2 separate regions of the Homo sapiens genome follow, and region 1 is linked to region 2. A link is a contact called in ENCODE Hi-C or POLR2A ChIA-PET data. All regions are on one chromosome and are shown on one strand. The core of a region is the stretch at or near the end of the contact, and the rest is flanking DNA. Distances in the headings are between cores, read along the strand shown. Region 1 holds the start of LINC00339 (long intergenic non-protein coding RNA 339). Region 2 overlaps HSPG2 (heparan sulfate proteoglycan 2).

The links. A loop is a pair of places that touch in the nucleus more often than their neighbours do. ChIA-PET counts read pairs that join two places held with the same protein, here RNA polymerase II (POLR2A). Pooled maps may share reads with other maps.
Region 1: a loop to region 2 is called in a map with no recorded cell type, with 10 times the contacts of the local background. The contact joins the promoter of LINC00339 here to the enhancer-like site in region 2. A Hi-C loop is called at or near these places in 5 of 37 single-sample maps with no recorded cell type and 7 of 50 pooled maps. POLR2A ChIA-PET finds 5 or more read pairs at or near these places in 3 of 52 experiments (GM12878, H1 and endothelial cell of umbilical vein).

What each region holds. Positions count from the first base shown.
Region 1 is chr1:22,023,895-22,026,693 of GRCh38, reverse strand. LINC00339 (long intergenic non-protein coding RNA 339) reads right to left here and starts at 1,503. Exons shown (of 2, transcript NR_023918.2): 1 at 1,322-1,503. It overlaps LINC01635 (long intergenic non-protein coding RNA 1635), which reads left to right and starts at 646. Exons shown (of 3, transcript NR_110692.1): 1 at 646-730; 2 at 1,728-1,888; 3 at 2,249-2,700. RefSeq lists enhancers at 524-818, 896-1,005, 617-1,218.
Region 2 is chr1:21,864,643-21,867,343 of GRCh38, reverse strand. It overlaps HSPG2 (heparan sulfate proteoglycan 2), which reads left to right. Exons shown (of 97, transcript NM_005529.7): 34 at 1,535-1,627; 35 at 1,979-2,059; 36 at 2,271-2,501. Among named protein-coding and RNA genes, the nearest start is that of LDLRAD2, 54 kb to the right of the region's middle. RefSeq lists enhancers at 1,117-1,186, 1,217-1,276, 1,173-1,978, 1,979-2,701. Within about 2 kb of position 1,388, at least 3 of the 41 ENCODE cell types and tissues checked have a DNase peak (open chromatin) inside an H3K27ac peak, as active enhancers do; they include GM12878, where a contact is called at or near this core.

The sequences.
Region 1 (2,799 bases), core at 254-2,753, 160 kb before region 2:
TTTACCCGGCTTATAAATCCTGTCAGCTTCAGAAGACGACTTACCAAACACAAATTTATCCTCACCAGTTAATAACTCCTTTTCTTTGCTCAAAAACCCAGTGAGAAAAAATAACTCCAGGCCAGGCACAGTGGCTCATGCCTATACTTCTAGCACTTTGGAAGGCCGAGGCGGGTGGATCACCTGAGATCAGGAGTTCAAGACCAGGCTGGCCAACATGGTGAAACCGTCTCTATTAAAAATGCAAAACATTAGCCAGGCGTGGTGATGTGCGACTGTAATCCCAGTTACTCGAGTGGCTGAGGCAGGAGAATCGCTTGAACCCATGTGGCAGAGAAGGTTGCAGTGAGGCGACAACGCGGCACTGCAACTCCGGCCTGGGCGACAGAGCGAGACTCCGTCTCAAAAAAAAAAAAAAGAAAAAATAACTCCAGTGCACTGCGCCCTTACTTCCTATCTAACATTGTGCCGAACGTTATACACAGATCCTCCTCCGTATGATCCTTAGTTCAGGATCATAAACTCTTGATAAATTACTGCCCCAGGAACCTCCAGTGACATCAACCGCTGCTACCATTTGTGGAATTCTGCCGGCCAGACACCCCACACTGCATTCCCTCACAACTGATCCTCCCGATAGCCCATGGGGTAGGCACTGTTATTTCCATTCACAGATAAGCAAAGTGAGGCTCGGAGGGCGGGGACTTGCCCAAAGCCACAAGGATGAAAGGTAGTGCGATGACTCAACCGATAAAAATAATCCCGGTTGTGGTGGGGGGGAGCTGAGCCCGACTCCTCCCACTATGCTGCCGCGGCTCCGAAGGCCTAGCCCGAGTGCGGAAATGGGCTTCTAGGGTCCCAGGACGAGGTCCACCTCCAGAGCTGCAGTGAGGTCCAAGTCAGCCCGAGGAGCCCGCAGGTCCCACATTTCAGTCATTTCCCTACCCCAAAGGCAGGGACTCCCCGCTCCTGGGGCAGGCAGCCACTGTGGCCGCGAGCAAGCGTACTCGGGTTAGGAAGGAGAAGGAAGGGGACAGGGGGAACGTTCACCTACGCAGCTGCCACCTCGGAGGACGGGGGAGCGGGGGACGAGGAAAGATCAGGATAAGACCCTAACTCCCACAAATGACTCCAGGAAAGGGAGACCACCACTCCCCGAGCTTTGGAGCGCCGCGCGGGAACCGGAAGTCATGCCCCGCCCGGAAGTTAAGAGGAGGGGCATAGGTTGGAAGGGGTGGGCCGGGTCTCTCTAGCCTCCGCGGTACTACGCAGCTTCATGGTTTTAACTCTTGGTGGTCTTTTGACCGTCCTCAGTCCTTACCGTGCGGAGTTTTGGATACATTCTTAGCAGCTTTTTCGCTCCGGAGAAGTTCTTTATCTTTCTGAGCCGCAGTTTGCCCAACTGCAAAATGGAAAGAGATGAAGCAGGAATTAAGATACTCTAGGAGCTCGCCCACAGCTGATTCAGGGCCCCATTCTGAGGTTACACCCTTAAGCCTTTGCACCACTCAAAGGAAGGAAACCAAGAGAGAGGGGTGGCTGGCTGCTGTTTGGAGACAGTGGTCCTTGTATTGGCGCCCCGCGGAATCACTCCAGATGAGTCAGTGGATACAGTCTATAGGTCCCGCCTCATTGTACGCAAACAGCAGTGGGCATATGGCCGTGGGGGGTTGATACAGCCTGTCCGGGGTGGGACTCTGTGTGTATGGGAGGCTAAATCTCAGCAGGACTTTTCCAGTTGCTACCAGACTACGCACTGTCGCCTGATGGTTAAGAACTGAAGCTTTAGCCGTGCGCGGTGGCTCACGCCTGTAATCCCAGCACTTTAGGAGGCAGAGGCGTGTGGATCACCTGAGGTCACGAGTTCGAGACCAGCTTGACCAACAAGGTGAAACTCAGTCTTTACTAAAAATACAAAAATTAGCCGGGCGTGCTGGCAGGCGCCTATAGTCCCAGCTGCTCGGGAGACTGAGACAGGAGAATTGCTTGAACCCGGGAGGCGGAGGTTGCAGTGAGCCGAGATTGCGCCATTGCACTCCAGCCCGGACGAGGGAGCAAGACTCCATCTCAAAGATGAAGCTTTGAAGTCATACTGATCTGGTTTGCGTCTGATCACACAGGTTCAATGACACAGCCGGCTAGAGGAAGCAGAGATGCTAACCACTGCAGCCCCGATCTTAACCCTGAAGGGGAGGGATTGAGCTGTTAGAGAGAGGTACTCAGTTGACTTCTCCCTCTCTCTTTCCAGCTGGCATATCCGAATGGGCTGAGCTACCGGATTAAGAGGGACACCCCAAAGCCCCCATTGCTGGGTTATTGCTCCAGAGCCAATGTTCTTGGGGAAAGGAAGATATGCCCTTTGTCAACATTGCCACTGCTGGTCTGTAAACTCCTAGACGGCCAGCTGGTGGTTCACAAACCAGGACTCCTTGCTCTGGCCCTACCCCTACCTACCAGAATGACCGTGAACCCTTCCCCACTCACTCCTACAACCAGGTTTCCATCTCCTCTCTCAGCTTAGGTTTCCCTAACTGTAAAATAAAAGGGTTGGACTAGGTTAAGGACTTCCTGCTATTTCTCTCTCCCACACTCTAAGGTTCCTTAGGAATGCTTCAGAAAACAGCAGGGGTTGGGGCAAGGATGCCGCTTGAGTCCCAGAGCAACTCCAATTTCATAGGCACATAAATTTATGTGAAAGTATATACGTTTCGGCTTGTGTAAGATTATTTTATCATCCCAGGTAAAATTCAGCCTTTGTGCTTCATCTTTCCCCACCCTCCTGCTCACTCAGTTTGCTCC
Region 2 (2,701 bases), core at 139-2,638:
GGAGACTGAGGCTGAAAAATCGCTTCAGGCCAGGAGTTGAGACCAGCTTAAGCAACATAGCGAAATGCTGTCTCTAAAAAAATAAATCGGCCGGGCATGGTGGCTCATTCCTGTAATCCCAGCATTTTGGGAGGCTGAGGCAGGACAATCGCTTGAGTCCAGGAGTTTGAGACCAGCCTGAGCAACATAGGGAGACCCCATCTCTATTTAAAAAAAAAAAAAAGTGCCTGAGCAACATAGGGCGACCCCATCTCTATTTAAAAAAAAAAGGTGAAAAAAAAAATAAAAAATTTTTAAAAATCACTGTGCTGTACACACCTGCAACTTGCCAGAAAGTCAGTCCCAGAAATGGCTGTGAACTTTCTGGCATTCAAAGCAAGCAGGAAACCAGTTATTTTATGGTTATTTGGTTCCACTCCAAAATTCCTTACCATGCCTTGAGCTCATGGAGAATATCCCTGTAGCCATGTAGCCCAGGGCCGTGTGTGTAATCAGCAGGTGTTTGATAAATGCTGGTTAGCTGAGTGAACACACAAATGAACAAAGAGGTAGGCTTGATGCAGTTTGGTATTGAGATGAATGTCTGCCCTGGTGGCAGAGGAGAGAAAGCAAAGTCCTGTGGGACAGAGCTGGGGAGCCTCAGCTGTCCACGTGAAGGTCCTCTGCAGCAGAAGTAAGGACTCCCCAGTCATGAGCAACACAGTGCCCAAGTCCAGTGGGCTTGTCTGCAACAAAGAATCTATCGGCTCATGCAACTGCAGAGTCTAAGCATGTATGGTGTCAGGCATGGCCTTATCCAGGGGCTCATTAGGGCTTTATCTTGGTTCTCCAGCTTCTCATCTGACTGCAGAAGGGACTTTCTCTGGCCTGGTAGAAAGAGCATAAGTGCACGGGTTACTTGTCTATCCCTGATGGGGTGGCAAAGGGCAGTGGTAGGTTATGCAGATTGGCCAGGCCTGGCTCATGTCTCCACTATAGAGGAGGAGGGGATCAGGGCCCTCAGACCACATGGTCTGCATGTGCGGAGACAGTTGTTCTTTATAGAAAACCACGGTTTAGTTTCTAGAAAGCAGGAACTGGATACTGGGCAAACAAAAACCACCTGCCTAGGAGGCAAGGCCTCCGAGGGGCTGCCGTCAGCCCCACCCCCATGGCTGAGAACTTTTGAAGCTTCCGCAGCCTCCCCATGGTGGTCATTGTCATTACACTTGTCTGCCTTATGGGAAATTCCTGTAAATGAAAGCAGACCTGGAGTTTGTTCGCCGGCACCGTCAGGCAATGGGGAATAGAGAACCTTGCAGAGCAAAGAGGCTGCTCAGCATCATCACCACCATGTCTGGGGCTACAGAGGAACTGAGAAATGTCCTGTTTCCCAGGCAACCATGCACCCTGGCCTCTTGGTTTGGGCAGGGAGGGGGGTGGGGGAGTGTGGCACAGGTGCAAAAAGGCCGCCAGATGCTCCATCCCTCACCTATATGGTCCAACACTCACACCCCAAGGTCAGCCTGTGACCTCTGGGCTTGCCTCTTTGCAGGTGGCGGCCTACGGTGGGAAGTTGCGATACACCCTCTCCTACACAGCAGGCCCACAGGGCAGCCCACTCTCTGACCCCGATGTGCAGATCACGGTGAGCATTTGGACACCATGCTGGGTGGGCAGAAGGGCAGGATGGAAGCCAGGGGCACCCTCGGCATTTGTCCTTTGTCCTTTCCATCCAGCACTCAGTTTTCTGGCACAGGCTGGGGGAGTTAGGCCCATGCCCCCACATCCCTGCCTGGTTGGACACTACCCAAGCAGAGGATCCTGCTGCTGGGAGAAGGGGGCAGTGGGCATGTGCCTGACTCCTTTGGGCGCATGAGCTTGGGAGAGCAGAGAGGTGGGAGGCTGGGGGTTACAGAGAATCTAGGACTGGTGGAGGACACCCTGGCACCCCAGGGACCCCTCGGCTCCCCTTCCAATCCTGCTGGTGTCTTTCCAGGGCAACAACATCATGCTAGTGGCCTCCCAGCCAGCGCTGCAGGGCCCTGAGAGGAGGAGCTACGAGATCATGTTCCGAGAGGTAAGGGGCACCTGGCCATGCTGTGTCTAACCCCACCCCACCCTCCACCCTGACTCAGAGCCTGGCTTTGATACCCACCCTGTCTCTCGCTCCCCAACCTTCACCTGGCAGCCCTCAGTCAGTGCCTGTAAGGCAGGATTTGGGGGGTGGTAACTGTAGGAGCAGCCCACAAAGCCCACTGCCCCCGCCCACGTTGCCACCCCCAACCCAGGAATTCTGGCGCCGGCCCGATGGGCAGCCGGCCACACGCGAGCACCTCCTGATGGCACTGGCCGACCTGGATGAGCTCCTGATCCGGGCCACGTTCTCCTCCGTGCCGCTGGCGGCCAGCATCAGCGCAGTCAGCCTGGAGGTCGCCCAGCCGGGGCCCTCAAACAGACCCCGCGCCCTCGAGGTGGAGGAGTGCCGCTGCCCGCCAGGCTACATCGGTCTGTCCTGCCAGGTGAGTGTGTGGCCAGCTCCACCACCTCTGCACAGGCACAGAGGCATCAGCAAGCAAATCAGCCGGCGTCGCCGCAGCCTTGATTACCATCATAACTATAATGACCCCTGCATCTGGGCCCTGCATGTATTCCTCCCGACAGCCCTGAGTTACATATCATTATCCCCTTTAACAGGTAAAAAAATAGAGGTGCTGAGGGG